Linked DNA regions of Homo sapiens: region 1 is linked to region 2. A link is a loop called in an ENCODE intact Hi-C map of the cell type or tissue named here. Cell type or tissue: CD4-positive, alpha-beta T cell. All regions are shown on one strand. Region 1 has its middle 40 kb from the start of DOCK9-DT. Region 2 has its middle 16 kb from the start of DOCK9.

Region 1 (8,000 bases), 53 kb after region 2:
ATTGTCCCTAGGTAGTTTATTTCTTCACTGCAGGTGGAGACTAGTTAGCACAAAAGCCCTCTAGCATCAAACTCAAATTTTTATACATCCAATTATTTTAAAAATAGCCCCAAACAGGCAGATCTTTTGCCATGTAGCCTGCTTCACAGACCCACTGAAATCTTGCCTGAAAACTGTCACCCACTGACAAGATAGGGCCTTACAAGGCCCCAAGCAGCTATGGCCCTTCTGAGCTCTCTGACCCAGAGACTCCCACAGCACTGCTGGGTGACATCATCTAGGCACATGGCACCACCTAGACACAGTCCCTTCTGAGTGGTGGCCCCAGATGGCCTCAGCCCGTGAGGGACATCCCCTCTCAAGCAACCCTGTCCCACCGCCATCCAATAAAGCTCATGGGTCACTGCCTCTCAGGGTCACATCTTCTTCCTTGGTCAGCTCCAAATCCCTGGAAGCCCCTACAGTGACCTCAGTAGGACTTTTAGGCAAAAGGAAGAAACTGGGGAAGATATCATCAGTCTATTCCTTGCCTCAGAAATCAAACTTCTCTTCCAGCTGGCCCTGAAGACAGCCCACTCTCAGTGAACAGCTGTAGGCTGCCTGAAGCCTGGGCATTTGTGGGGAATCCACCCATCCCGGAGGCACCCCTGCCCCAGCCCAGAAATCCTAGGTAGGCTCTCTTCTCCCTGAGAAGGGGCAGCCCATCTGTCTCTCTACGGTCTCATATCCTGGGAAGTCAGCCCCTCTAGCTTTCCATCAGTTGCCATGCAGAACCCAGGAGCAGAGGACTCAGACACTTGCAGGTACGTCGGGGAGAGAGGGAGGCTGCCAAACAGGTCCACAAACAGGACCCAAGACACATAAAAGTGCAGCTGCCAAGGCTATCTATTTTCTTGTCCACCGGGGTAAGGGAAGGGAGCTGAGGACATCCCAGAAGGAACATGGGGTCTAAAGTAATTGCTAATAATGAAGGAGAACTTACTCCTTTACCCTGCCTCATCTTACCCACATCCTTTCCACAATCAGCCTGCCCCCTCCTTGAGGCCCTCCATGATGGGACGGCCAGCTTCAGTGTTTGCTTGTCCCCGCCCACTGCCCTACATATGCCACTACTGTAGGCAGGACAATACTGGTGTGACCATCCCTCCACACCAGCCTCAGAAGAGCACCTCATACACTGCCTGGCACCAGAGGCCTCTAATAAAAGTTTGCTGAATGAATGAATAAATGTGACTCACTCACTTACCATTTATATTTAATTACCATGTAACCCAATTGTGATTCTTATTTATATGACAGATTAGCTCTGCTCTAAAGTTATCTGCTAACAATAGCTCAGGGAGACTCAACCATGGTTTACAAGGCATGTTCAACTGCTCACGCGACACTGTTGAATGCTCGTAACAGGAAAGCCAGGGCCAACCCTGTGTATTCACTGCCCTGAGTTTTATTAAGCAAATTAATCTTAAACACAGACATTGAGTGAAGCCACCAGCCAGCCTCCTGTAATTGATTCTGGTGGAATCACTGAATCAAGAACACTGCAGGCAGTGGGTCTTATTCATGTTTGTTCCCTCAGCAACCAGCAGGATGCCTGGTATACAGTAGGACATCAATAAATGCTTATTGTGAAGTTCTTGAAGCAGCAGATGCTTCCTATAGCTGAAGTATTTCAGCTTCTAGAGACCACAGATGTCTGCCACCTGGCTGAGCACCCCAGTCAGACCCACACTGATCAGGACCACCACACCATGGCAACCAGAAAGGAACACCAGACTATTATGTATGAATACCACGATCGCTTCCTAGCTCTTATTTCAAAGTGATACAGACTACTCACTAACACTTTAAAAATGTGCAAATTTTGCCACCAAAAATAAATGAATTTGGAAATACAAAAGTTTAGAACAAAAAGCTACGGAGCTAACTTAAAAGACACAAACTTTGGGCTCCCTTATTAACAATGTGTTGAAGACAAGAGCAATCATTCTCCCCAAACTATAATACAGTGCTTAAAGCCGTAAGTAAAAGAAAAACCAAAAGGACTGTCACCTGACTGTACAGCCAGGTTCTTCCATCACATGCACAAGCTCCTCCATGCCTTCCTACCCGTGTTTCTCAGGAGCAGGACAGGATTTTACCATACTGAGAGCAGAGGGGAACTCCCACCACAATTCCAGCCCATAGACATATTCACCCACAAACCATTCAGTGGTACCCAAGTCGACAGACCTTCTTCAAGAGATGTCTCACTAAGAGGATGTGGTGGAAAGGGAATCCCTGCATGCTGTTTGTGGGACTGTAAATTAGTGAAGCCACTGTGGAAAACAGTATGGGGGTTCCTTAAAAGATTAAAAATAGGACTAGCATATGATCCAGCAATCCTACTACCGGGTACTTGCCCAAAGAAAATGAAATCGCTGTGTCAAAGCGATATCTGCACTCCCATGTTCATGGCCGCACTATTCACAACAGCTAAGATATGGAATCAACCTAAGTGGCCATCAGTGGATAAATGGATAAATAAAATATGGTGTATACCGTATATACACAATGAAATATCATTCAGGCGCAAAAGAGAAAGAAATCGTCTGCAACAACATGAACATAGAGGACATCATGTTAAATGAAGTAAGCCAGGCAAAGAAAGGCTAATACTACATGACCTCACTTAGATGTAGACTCTAAAAAAGTCAAACTTACAGAAGTAGAGAGTAGAATGGTGGTTACCAGGGGCTGGGGGTGGGGTTTGGAGAGATGTTGGTAAAAAGATACAAAATTTCAGTTAGCTAGGGGGAATACAGTATAAACATGGTGACTACAGTAAATAAATAGCTGAGAGTAGAACTGAGTTCTCACCACAGAAAATGTTAAGTATGTGAAGTATTGCATGTTACTTAGCTTGATTGAACCATTCCAATTTTAAAACATCATGTTGTATACCCTAAATATACGGAATTTTTGTCAAAAAATGCATATATAAAAAGAGATGCCTCACCAGCTTAATCATCTTTTTAAAAACAAAACAAAACAAAACAAAAAAAACAGCAGCCGGGTGCGGTGGCTCACACCTGTAATCCCAGCACTTTGAGAGGCTGAGGCGGGCGGATCATGAGGTCAGGAGATTGAGACTATTCTGGCTAACACGGTGAATCCCCATCTCTACTAAAAATACAAAAAAAAAAAAAAATTAGCCGGGTTTGATGGCACGTGCCTGTAGTCCCAGCTACTCAGGAGACTGAGGCAGGAGAATGGCGTGAACCCGGGAGGCGGAGCTTACAGTAAGCTGAGATTGTGCCACTGCACTCCAGCCTGGGTGACAGAGTGAGACTCAGTCTCAAAAAAAAAAAAAAACCAGCATCACTGTGTCTAGAATTCACAAGACAACCAGGAAATATCTTAAGCAACGACAGAAAAGGCAGAAATGTATGTCCCAACACTGAGCCCAGGCTCAGCACGGGGCAGAACAAGCCGAGCGACCTCCCACCTGGCATATCTTCACTTGGAAGGTGGGACGCACACCAACAGGTTTTGCTGGAATGATGCCCTCCTGCTTTGAGTAGGAGGATCCTTAACTCCAGGGCCATAACACATTGCACAACCAAGGGCTTGGCCTGGGCTTTGCCACTCACCCATGAGATTAACAGAGGAAGTAGTTTGTTGGTTTTGAGGTTTTCAAAAGGAGGAAGGATTTTGCGCCCAGTATGCTAACCTCCTTAGCTGCGCTCCGGAAAACAGCACTTAAAGGGTTGCCCAACTTGTGGGACTTGTCTCGACAGTAAACACCTCATAGAACATGCCTGGTTATGAGGGGGCACACCTGACAGGAAAGTCCAGGACTCACAGATGAGGGGCCTTGAAGAGCCACTGTGAATCACTGCTGTGTTATCACATACTGTGTGTAAGTGCATGGGTGTAAAATAAACACACACAGCCTGGAAACCTGTTTTATTCAGAGTATAAGCTCAGATGTCAACATCTTTCTCTGCCTAGATCTATCACTTACTTTACTTTCATTCTTACATCTAACTCCTGACCTCTTAATCCTCCTGAAGACATCACCAGAAATGTCTCATACTTCATGCCTGCGTTTAAGGTACAAAGTGTAGCTTTGGATAGGTTTTTAAAAGGTTCCTGTTTAGGTTATGCTCCAAAGGAAAGCCCATCTTGACACTTCCTCTCCCATAAGGATGAGCGTGAAGAGAGCCAAAGTTGGACGAGTCCAGGTTTAATCTCCTATCTCTGATGATTAAAAGACAAAATATTTATTTAAAACACGGCCAAACAGCCACTGACATCTGTGCAATTTTTGGTGGCTATGTTGGACTATTCATGGGGGTCAAATAAATAAAAATGGCCAAGCCTATGAGTAAACTTTTCCTCATGGTAAAGTTTCCCAAGATAATGTGCTAATTGAAATACACGCCAGCTGACCCTAGAAGTAGGGCCTATTTAGAAAATTTTAAAAGTACATATTTTTTATTTCCTCAGAAACACAGCCTTTTCTGTGTATAGATTCAGGCTCTCTCTGGATGGGGCAGAGAACCACAGGCTGAGGAGTATCAGCTGCCATCGCAGCACATAAGCACGTCTGTTACCATCAGGGTCCCCAGGTTAGAATAAGGAAATTGTCTTTCTACTTTTAAACATTCTGGGGCCTAAGAACATCTTCTTAGTCTCATTTATTTTCACTCCTTAGGTGTTGTCTGAAAATAATGAAAGTCAAACTTTTTCTGAGAATCAGTGGTTCTAATCCTTTTTTTTTTTTTTTTTTTGAGACGGAGTCTCGCCCAGTCGCCTAGGCTGGAGTGCAGTGGTGCCATCCTGGCTCTCTGTAACCTCTGCCTCCCACCTTCAAGCCATTCTCCTGCCTCAGCCTCCTGAGTAGCTGGGACTACAGGTGCACACCACTATGCCCAGCTAATTTTTTTTTTAATTTTTAGTAGAGACGGGGTTTCACCATGTTAGCCAGGCCGGTCTTGAACTCCTGACTTCAGGCGATCCACCCACCTCGGCCTCCCAAAGTGCTGGGATTACAGGCAGGAGCTACTGCGCCTGGCCCTAATCTTGAAGCATCAGCCTCAAGCAACCACCTTTCCAGGAAAGTGTCCCTGGATACAAACTCAATGTATTGTTCTCCCTCCCTTTCACTGGCCTTTTACAACTCAATTCCTGCCCTCCTGTATAATACCCAACAGCAGAGCTCCTAGGAGTCAAATCCTGGGCTCTGACACAAAGTTTCACCCTGGGCAGGCCTCCAGTTTGGGGGCAGCACCAGGGACCTCAATGTCAGCAAAATCACGAATCAAACACTGATGTCCGATGACAGTTCTCACTGAGAACATATTCCATTGTATTTTAAAGTTATGGAAAATCTTCATACGGTGTTTAAAAGTGTTCATGTGCTGCTTCTTGGTTTACAGTTTTATCTGTTTTGTTTTGTTTTGTTTTGTTTCTGCCGGCTCAAAGCCAACAGCAGGATTTTCACCAAGTTTCCAGTTTTGGAGTAAGAAGCACGCCTGAAGACAGCCAACCTGGAGACAGCCTGCGTGCACCCCAGCGGAGCTTCCCCAGTTACCATTCCCCTCTGCTACTGCTCATCTTCTCATCACTCTTATTTGTCCCTACTCTAGAAAAGAAAATAAGAAGGAATTTTGAATAATGCATGCTCTGTGTTCATCAGTGTTCATTAACGTAACAAGCACATAACTAAAAATACAATAATAGGGCTTATCACGGAAAGCAAGGGTGGCCTGGCTCACCCACTCCACTCCCAGCCCTGCTCCTCGGAGGCAATTCCCTTCCATATTTTGGTGCTTCTTCCAGTGTTTGCTCTCCTCCTGCTGCCCCCATAACTGTAACATACAGATTTCTCAATTTTATCCTTTCCAAATATTTTCAACTGACTTTCTGCTATGACAAATGGGGACAGCTCACATGCAACACTCCCATCCTCACAGTGCCACTATTTCTCATTCTCTACAGTTCTCTTTGTAACTGTAAGCACTAATATACTTGTACCTTTATTATTCCATCACTGACCACTGCTCGGGACTTCCCACTTTGTTAGGTAAAGACTTCACACCAAAAAGCGAAATTCAAATCCCTGACATTAAGCTCTGCTACTAATAAACAGCAAAGCTTAATAAGCTGAATAATCATAGCTAAGTACAAATAATGAATATAATAATAATAAACAGCTGAATAAGTCTGACTGTGGAGTTCGTGTTTAATTTTTTGTTTGGTTATTTTCTGTATGGCTAAGAATGGAAAGAAAATGAATAGTTAAAAATATGTTTTGGCATTGTACAGACTTCAATCAATCACTCTGTTTTCTGGACCCAACAGAATCATCAATGACTACCCTTACTCAATTCTCTCATTACTCAAGAATTTTGGAGATGAAACCCAACTGTGAAATGAAAATTCTTAAATGGTAATACTGTTCATCTGAGTATGTTTACAGTACTTCTGAATCCACATACCTTATCACCCCTCACCTTCCAACCTCAGAATATCTGGCCAAAAGGAGGTAGCAGGCAATGCTGAAGGCTGCTCCTTGGACAGGGGCAGTGTGGTCAGCCTTGTCATCGGGAGGCATGGTGTGGCCATGGAGTAAGGACATCTTAGAAAAAGACAACTCTAGCTGGGCATGGTGGCAAACGCCTGTAGTCCCAGCTACAAAAAAAGGAAAAGAAAAGAAAAGAAAAAGACAAATCTGGACTGAGGGAGTGTGTTAAAGGCTACTGATGTAACAGCTGAAATTTTTTTTTTTAAACAGGGTCTTGCTCTGTTACCCAGGCTGGAGTGCAAAAGCACAATCATGGCTCGCTGCAGCCTCAACCTCTAGGCTCAAGTGATTCTCCTGCCTCCCACCCACATAGCTGGGACCACAGGTGTGCGCCACAGCGTTCAGCTAATTTTCTACAATTTTTTTGTAGAGACAGGGTTTCACCATGTTGCCCAGGCTGGTCTTGAACTCCTGGACTCAAAAGATACTCCCACCTCAGTCTCCTAAAGTGTTGGGATTACAGGAATGAGCAACCACACCCAGCCAATAGCTAAATTTTTGAAAGCAGGACACATACTGTATTATCAGATAATGATCCCTAACATACAAAACTGGATTTCATTAGGAAATGATTGATCTTTCCAGATAATGAATGCTGCAGGTTCTCTCCTAGGCCAACATCTTCATGACATCTAAAAATACAAGAAGCAATTATGCTATAGATTTAAAAAATTGAAATATGATATGTGAAAATACTGAAAATAACCTATGGAGCTATCAAAGTTTATGGAGGATATTTAGGTTTCAACATGTAAGATGACACCTGCTTGCATGTTGGATCCTGTCTAAAATTTCAAGCCATGGACAGCAAGTAAAAACAAATCAAAAATGGAAAGACACATAGCATGTGTAGTTTATCTATGTCACAGAGCAAAAATAACACTTTGGTAATGCTTTAATTAAAATCAAGTACCTAGAGTTCATTCCATATTTCAGGCCTGTAGGAGAAAAAAAAAGCAAAACCACTTCCCCTTGCAGTGATACACGAATGGAAATATCCGAGACAGCGAAACCTGAATCAGCTACAAACAGTATGACCTTGCATGACTAACTTATTCTCCCATCCAATCAACATGTCATGACCGGGCGCAGTGGCTCATGCCTGTAATCCCAGCACTTTGGGAGGCTGAGGTGGGTGGATCACGAGGTCGGAGTTCAAGACCAGCCTGGCCAACGTAGTGAAACCCTGTCTCTACTAAAAATACAAAAAATTAGCCAGACGTGGTGGCGGGCGCCTGTAATCCCAGCTACTCGGGAGGTTGAGGCAGGAGAATAGCTTGAATGCTGGAGGGGGAGGTTGCAGTGAGCTATTGCACCACTCCACTCCAGCCCAGGCGACATGCGAGACTCCGTCTCTAAGTAAATAAATAAAAAATAAACATGTCATAAGCACCCACCATGTTGTAGACACTAATGACAAGTCCCACAA
Region 2 (8,000 bases):
CAAGTTCAAATGTGTGACCATCATAGGATGGTAACTAAAAGCAATGAACCAATCTGTTTAGAGAAGAGTAAAGGCATTTCTAAGGTTTTCCTTTCTCTCCACCATAAGAGGAAAAAAATGCAGAAGTCACGTCTTCCGTATGCATTCTTCACAATTCACTGCAATGAAAATAATGCCCCATCCAGTGTTACAGACTTAATGTACTATTATTTTCCTTTTAAACAGAATCTGTTACTCAGACACTGTATTGATATAACTTTCATGAGCTTGTCTATTCCCTGGTATAAGACTTGAAGAAAAGACGGTAAAATAAAAAATCTTAAGCAAGTTTTGTTTGGCAGCATTTTACAATTGAGAGTATGTTAAATAACACGTTCCCCAACAACTCATTTTGAAATAACTGCAGCACATACTACTACAGCTTATAGCTCTTCATTAATTTGGGGAAAAACATGAGACTTCTAGATTAATTGCAAGAGACTTAAGGCGACCACAAGTGCTGGGGGATTTGCTCCCCAAGGCTGGTGTGCCACCTCCATGTTTCCACTTATCTCAGGGACACACATCCACAAAAATGAGGACAGACAATCCCATGGTCAAGTTCTTTTCAGCCCAAACTCTGCAATTCAGCAATACATATGAGCACCCCAGTTAATGGGCTCACTTTATCCTTCTACTATACTAATTTTGTCATACTGTATGCAACCCAGCACTTATCACAAAAGAGAACACCTTAGGACTCTCACTAAAGTAGTCAAAAGAACCAAAAGGAATGCGGAATGCTCTCCTGTATTTACTCATTAATCCATTCATTAATGGATGGATTCATGCATTAAATTCCTTCCTTGCTAATCACTCAGCAAGCATTTCTTAACCACAGAGCGCTGCACAAGGTTTGGGAAATAAGGAACACACAATCTAGTTCAAGAGTACGATGTCTGAAAGTGGACTAAAAGGGATGCAAACAAGTAATTTCTTTTTTTTTTTGAGATGGAGTTTCGCTTTGTTACCCAGGCTGGAGTGCAGTGGCATGATTTTGGCTCACCACAACCTCCGCCTCCTGGGTTCACGTTGATTCTTTGCCTCAGCCTCCCCAGTAGCTAAGACTATAGGCATGCACCACCATGCCCGGCTGATTTTCGTATTTTTAGTAGAGACGTGGTCTCACCATGTTGACCAGGCTGGTCTTGAACTCCTGACCTCGTGATGCTCCTGCCTCGGCCTCCCAAAGTGCTGGGATTACAGGCGCGAGCCACCGCACTCGGCCGCAAACAAGTAATTTCAATAACAAGTGTGACAGGAGTAGCTAGACCTGTGCTGGCCAATATGGTAGCCACTAGCCACACGGGGCTACTCGAGATTTGCCTAGTTGAACCTGGATGTGCTATACACACTGGGTTTCAAAGACTCTGTGTGACAAAAAGAATGTAAAATATCTTAAGAGTTTTTTTATTGATTACTTATTGAATAATATTTGAATATACTGGGTTAAATAAAATATATTAGTAAAACTGATTTTATCTGTTTTTTATGGTTTTTAATATAGCTAGCAGAAAATGTAAAATTATATATAAATATAAATTACATATATACATATATAAAAATATTATATTTTTAGTGGAAAGTGTTGGACTAGGCAATCCCCAATCCTGTCTCTTCTTCCTAGGCAGTCGACTTTCCAATCTCCTTGGCAGTTAGGCTGAAACTACGTCACTAGGTTCTGGCCCAAGAAAAAAGTAAAAAAAAATAATAATAAGGTCGCAGAGACCAGGCACAGTCAAGGAACATGCTGCTTGATGATCCTTGCTTTCTCCCCACCTGTGGGGCCACTGGATGCAGGGAATCTGGAGGAGCCTGAGGCCCTGGCTACACAGGAGCCACAGAGGTAAGAAGCCAGGCTCCTACATCATCACATGGAAGACCACCGCATGTACACCTGGTGAGATCGTGTCACACATGAGAAATAAAACTGTACAGTGTGAAGCTACAGCAGTTAGCCTACCCTGCCTAACCAATACAGTGAAAAAAAAAAAAATGCCCCAACAGGAGGGATGGCTGACTACCTGTTGAGGAGTTATCAGGATAAGCTTCAGGAGATGGGGTGCTATTTGAATGGTGTCTAAAAGGTGGTGGTTCCCAAACTCTTATCATGTCAGGATCATTTAGAGAGCTTGTTAAAACAGCCCACTGGGCCCTCTTCTGACCCTCTCAGAAGACCCAGATGGTCTATGTGGGAGTGTCAGCCCCTTAAGGGCACTCCGATCTCCCCCAGGCCCTCCTCGGAGCTACCATGAGCCTCCCCTCCCAGCTTCCCTTCAGTTGGGTAGGTCTACTCAGCGGGTCTAGAATGCAGCTGATATGGTTTGGCTCTGTGTCTAAACCCAAATCTCACCTTAAATTGTAATAATCCTCACGTGTCATGGGAGAGATCCGGTGGGAAGTAAGTGAATCATGGGGCCAGGTTTTTCCCCTGCTGTTCTCATGAGTAAGTCTCATGAGATCTGATGGTTTAATAAAAGGGAGTTCCCCAGCACACCCCACTTGCCTGCCGCCACATAAGATGTGCCTTTGCTTTTCCTTCGCCTTCCACCATGATTGTGAGGCTTCTCCAGCCATGTGGAACTGTGAGTCCATTAAACCTCTTTCCTTTATAAATTACAGTCTCAGGTATGTCTTTATTAGCAGCATGAGAATGGACTAATACAGCAGCTGAGAATCCACAGCTCTCCTGATGCTGCTGGCTCAGGGAGCAAACTTGAAAAGCAAAGTCTTAAAGAATAAGCAAGACGTTCTGAAGCAGTGAAGAGAGTAAAAGGTGTTCAAGCAAAAAGGAAGTACATATCCAGAAAGGTGTGGAAGTCTGAAAGAGCATGGTGTGTTTGGGAAACAGCAAGACTTTAGATGAAGCAGCACCCCCAGCATGGCAAAGCAGGAGAAAAAGACAGAAAGGTAGGTGGAATCAGAATGAAGACAGCTGCAGTCTTAGTCAGGAGTATGGACTCTGCCTCCTCAATGAGAAGTGTAAAACACAGCCTCTTTTCCACAGCATATGCAGTAATAAAAATAATTACTCCAAAGTAAATATGGGTATCTGGTAGTTAATACTTCAATTACCGGCACAATTCCTGGGTAAATGACAGGGGCATAATATGGTAACTTGATCATTACGGACCCCGTATGAGACTCCAAATTCCTAATTCTCAGATTCTCTACCCATATGTTGTTATCTCATTATGTGACATGAGAAACAATTTAAGCAGAGTAACATTCGCCTTCAAATCTACTTCACAGCAGCCTTTGAGAGGTAGGAAATTTTTTAAACTGTTCCTAGGAAGATGTGTATAATTTACATGAGAGTGTCTATTATTTTAGGTGGCTGTCTTGGAGAGAAGCAATCAGAAATAACAAACCATGATAAAGAAAGGAAAGACTGATGGGCTTGTGATCAGTGAAGGAAGGCAGTAACTATGGAAAACAACATGTCTTCACTAGGAATACTTCCACTAGGTGGTGGCGGGCACCTGTAGTCCCTGGAGGCTGAGGCAGGAGAATGGCGTGAACCCGGGAGGCGGAGCTTGCAGTAAGCTGAGATTGCGTCACTGCACTCCAGCATGGGTGACAGAGCGAGACTCCGTCTCAAAAAATAAAAATAAATAAAGTTTGTAAATAAAGTTTATATTGTAAATAATAAATAAAAGTTTTGGTTTTTAAAGTTTATTAAATGTTTTCTCTCACTGTAGTTAGAATTATCTAATATGTGAAATTTGCTTATGTTGAAAATTCAAGGAAGTAAATAAGTTGTACTTCAAAGAGAAAAAAATATTATGACATTACTATCAACAATAAACCTTAGTATCATCAAGTTGTAATGTGAGATTGCGGGCAATCCAATTCACAGGAGTAAATGTGTGATTGAAGGAAGAGCTCCTTGCAAAGCTGGGTTTGGGATGGTCCTTAAAGAATAAGAAATATATTAAAATAAAAAAACTTTAAAATAAAAAAATAATCAATGGACTAGACTTTATCTACTTTAGAAAAGTCTACTGCAGGTGAAGGGCTGTTGGCGTGAGTCCCAACAGAAGCTGGGGTGCCTACCATCTCCTAGGACAGAAGCTGTTCTGCCCACTTGGGCTTGTTTGAGCACTTCTCCTTTGTAACCTGAAGCATCAGGTATTCTAATCTAGTGGTTCCCCACTGGGGGTGATTTTACCCTCCAGCAGGGAATGTGGCACTATCTGGAAGCATTTTTGGCTGTCATGACTTGCAGAAGGGGGGTTGTACCTGCCATATACTGGGTAGGGCCAAGGATGCTGCCAAACATGGTATAATACAGAAACCGGCCCCCTCAACAAAGAATTATCCAGCCCAAAATGTCAACAGTGCTAAGGCTGAGAAATGCAGCACCAATCCTACCGGGAGAATTACTTTTCAAATTTGAATCTTCTTCTGTGACAAAGGAATGTGTGTCCAGAGAGTTCAGTGTATTCATCCTACATTTACATATAATTGTGTTACTCATATATAATCAGATATGAGTGTATATATTATGTAATTATATATCTAATATATAATTATATCCTTGATCAAGATCAATTAATTCATTGTTCCTTCCTCTTAATTGTGCTCCTAGTAAAATGTCTTTTTTGTCTGTATATCAAGTGGTAATTCCGCTTCCCCTTTCTTTCCATACATTCTTTTGTATGACTTCTACAAAAAAATTAAGAACATATATATGGTAACCAATTCTTTGTGTCAAATATATAATTATTACATATTAAAATATTCTAGAAGCTCAAAAATATTAAACACTTAAGTTTTACTTTTCTGTTCACTTTAAATTGTAAACGAGTGAAAAATTCTAAGTTCGTGAGGTATGGTTATTACCCTTTGACAAACAGGAAATTGCATAAACAACCCAGGTGCTCTAAAGAAATGTACGCATGGGAAAAAAATCAAAAGGATGTGAATTGTGCTGTTAGAAGTGTATCTGCTAGATAGACACATGTGCAGGCCCATCAGTCATTACAGACTCCAAGTCACACCATGACAGAAACAAAACACCGTTCCCGAGGAAATCTTTGTTTGCAGACTGTTTCTATTAATTTATTTCACTCATGAAAAGCTAATGCTGGGGTGTCGTGTGAAGTAAAAACATTACAGTGGTTCATCATATACACCAGCAAGCAGGCTGGAAGGAAGGAGTATTGGGAGATGTGCTGACCAGGCTTTCTACAAGCATACTCAGAGACCACAATGAAATCAACCAGTAAACAACTAGCAACACGATTACTAGTTTATTTACAATTGTGTTAAGTGCAATGAAAGAAAAGTAGAGGATGCGTAACTAGTCTCAGGTTAAATAAGCCTCCTTTGAGGAAGATACTTTTTTTTTTTTTTTTTTTTTGAGACAGAGTCTCGCTCTGTCCCCCAGGCTGGAGTACAGTGGCGCGATCTCGGCTCACTGCAAGCTCCGCCCCCCGAGTTCACACCATTCTCCTGCCTCAGCCTCCCGAGTAGCTGGGACTACAGGCACCTGCCACCACGCCCGGCTAATTTTTTGTATTTTCAGTAGAGACGGGGTTTCAGCGTGTTAGCCAGGATGGTCTCGATCTCCTCACCTTGTGATCCGCCCGTCTAGGCCTCCCAAAGTGCTGGGATTACAGGTGTGAGCCACTGCGCCCGGCCGGAAGATACTTTTAAACATGGCTAGAAGGAGGAGTGAATTCTGAATAGTGGCTGAGTTAGTGCAAATTGAGGGGTGAGGAAATAGCATGTGCAAAGGCCCTGAAGCGCAGAATAGTTTGCCCTCTTTGAGCAGCTGAACAGTGGCCCATTCAGTGCAGTGGTCCAGGGGAGAACAGCACACGATGAGCCCAGTAGGGTAAGCACGGTGCAGATCATATTGGGCCTTGTTAGCCATGGCAGGCATATTGAGGATTGTGTATTTCAACCTGAGCTAAATGGAAAGCCACCAAAGGGCTTTAAATAGCAGATGGCATATGGACATATACGCACTGGGATGAGGTATAGGCCTTCAGATGCAAACAGAGATGACCACATATAGACAGGTGGTGGCTACAACAATGAAAGTGAATGTCATCACCTAAAAAGAGGATGCTGGCCAAGGATGGAGCCCTCAGTAATACAAGTGCTGCTCGTAATTACCACAACCCATCCTTCTCACTCACAGTGTCCACGGCACAAAGCAGAACACAACTAAGACAGCGGTCACACATCTTTTTCCAGATCCCGAGTAGTACTAACAGCAATTCATCACTAGCTGACTTATGTTATACCTTGTAAGCCATCTAGAGCTAAGATCAATACTAATATTATATAACTAACTCTTCACAAATGTATATTTCACATTCCAACTGGACTGTGCCTTACAGGTCCTTACATTACCCATATATTCCAATAATCTATTTCAAAATCAAAGAATTTCTGACCTGGAGGGGATAATCTAATCCAAGCTTGTCCAATCCACGGCCCAGGGCCATATGTGGCCCAGGATGGCTTTGAATGCAGCCCAACACAAATTCGTAAACTTTCACTTTCTTAAAACATTATGAGTTTTGCAATTTTTTAAAAGCTCATCAGCTATCACTAGTGTTAGTGTATTTTATGTGTGGCCCAGGACAATTCTTCTTCTTCCAGTGTGGCCCAGGGAAGCCAAAAGATTGGGCACTCCTGATCTAATCCTTTACCTTCCTTGGTTTTATTGTTTATATTTCTTATTATAATAACTTGGAAGTAAGTTGCTCTGCCAATGGTAAAGCAAACAGCATAGTTTTACCCCAAAAATGCGGATCTTCTGAAATCCAAAGAAACTCCTTGCATACTAAGTCCAATCGGTACTCATTCCTCAGCTGGCATAACAGAAAGAAGACAAGAAAAGACATGTGCTCCCCTCTCACAACCTGAATGGGAAAGGAGTATTGGGAGATGTGCTGACTATCCAGGGTTTCTACAAGAGGACAGTGGAAAAGAGGGAAAAGAGGGCTTCTCGAATGTGTAGTCAATGTGTGCAGCAGACACTCACAGCGCACTTACCCTAGAACACGCCGCTTCGCAGGGCACCTGTGTCTGCTGCCTGCAGGCCCACACGTCTCAGGAACTAAAGCGAACACTGTAAAATCACTGAGCTGTGGCCCTCTGTGGATCACCTCACTTTCCTCTGGTTATTCAGGCAGGGTTCGCCCACCCCACGCCCAGAGGCAAACAATAAGAAAACTTGGAGTAAAAAAGAACTTACCAATTCAGCTCAAATTTCTAACTAAAGCCTTTTATTTGACCAGCTCAGTCCTGCTGAGCCCCGCACCTCAGAGTTGCTTTGCCTAAACATCTGTAAAGAAGACCTCTCTCAAGGGCATGACAGTAAGTCTCCTGGCTGACCACTAGATTCCTATTTGCCACATGTGAAAGAAGAGCAGACCAGTAGCGATGTGAAATGAGGTTTGTCTTCAAAACCACCCACTCTTTTGATATCCTTTGTTGGTCTCTCAACACTTCCTTCCCTCACTCCATCCACATCAGACTATTTCCAGGGATTGCCATGGGCAGCCTTCACTGTTCTTTGTGGGAATTATTTTCCTGTCTCTGTGCATTGCTGGCTTGCAATTCCAGCCCTGGCTGGTCAGGAATACTCCAGTCACCCCCTGACTTTGTGCATCTTTGTTATACAATAGAAAACATTTCCATGTGGGGATTCTGGGAGAATAACTGAGAAGCATGCTGCTTTCCAGCCCCGTAGCTAACGAGAGGTCTGTTCTGCCAAAGTGTGGCACTGGCCCAGCCCCACCCTTGACCAACACAGCAGATTCTCCTAAGTCCCCAGGATCATCTCTGTAAAAGCCCTGAGGATTTTCTCAGACTAGGGCTGAGGCCATTCTGCTCTTCCAAGATTTGCTGCAAACCACAGAAACATCTCCAGGGTGATGGTGAGGGTGTCATGCATGTGACACCTGCCATTCTCCTCAGCTTTTCCTCTGTACTTGGTG

The links. Peaks named below come from ENCODE experiments on the same cell type or tissue, not always from the same donor. Only the 100,000 strongest peaks of a DNase experiment are listed, where the experiment ranks them.
Region 1: a loop joins it to region 2, with 2.5 times the contacts of the local background. A loop is called at or near these places in 5 of 110 quality-filtered maps.

Annotation. Positions count from the first base shown.
Region 1 is chr13:99,042,762-99,050,761 of GRCh38, forward strand. It overlaps a transcript of DOCK9 not described here. Among named protein-coding and RNA genes, the nearest start is that of DOCK9-DT, 40 kb to the right of the region's middle. In CD4-positive, alpha-beta T cell, no CTCF peak of the experiment used is centred here; DNase peaks (open chromatin) are centred at 2,200, 3,690 and 7,580; H3K4me3 peaks cover 1,126 bases; H3K27ac peaks cover 4,808 bases.
Region 2 is chr13:98,990,103-98,998,102 of GRCh38, forward strand. It overlaps a transcript of DOCK9 not described here. Among named protein-coding and RNA genes, the nearest start is that of DOCK9, 16 kb to the left of the region's middle. RefSeq lists enhancers at 1,927-3,126, 3,968-4,469. In CD4-positive, alpha-beta T cell, no CTCF peak of the experiment used is centred here; a DNase peak (open chromatin) is centred at 4,959; H3K27ac peaks cover 374 bases.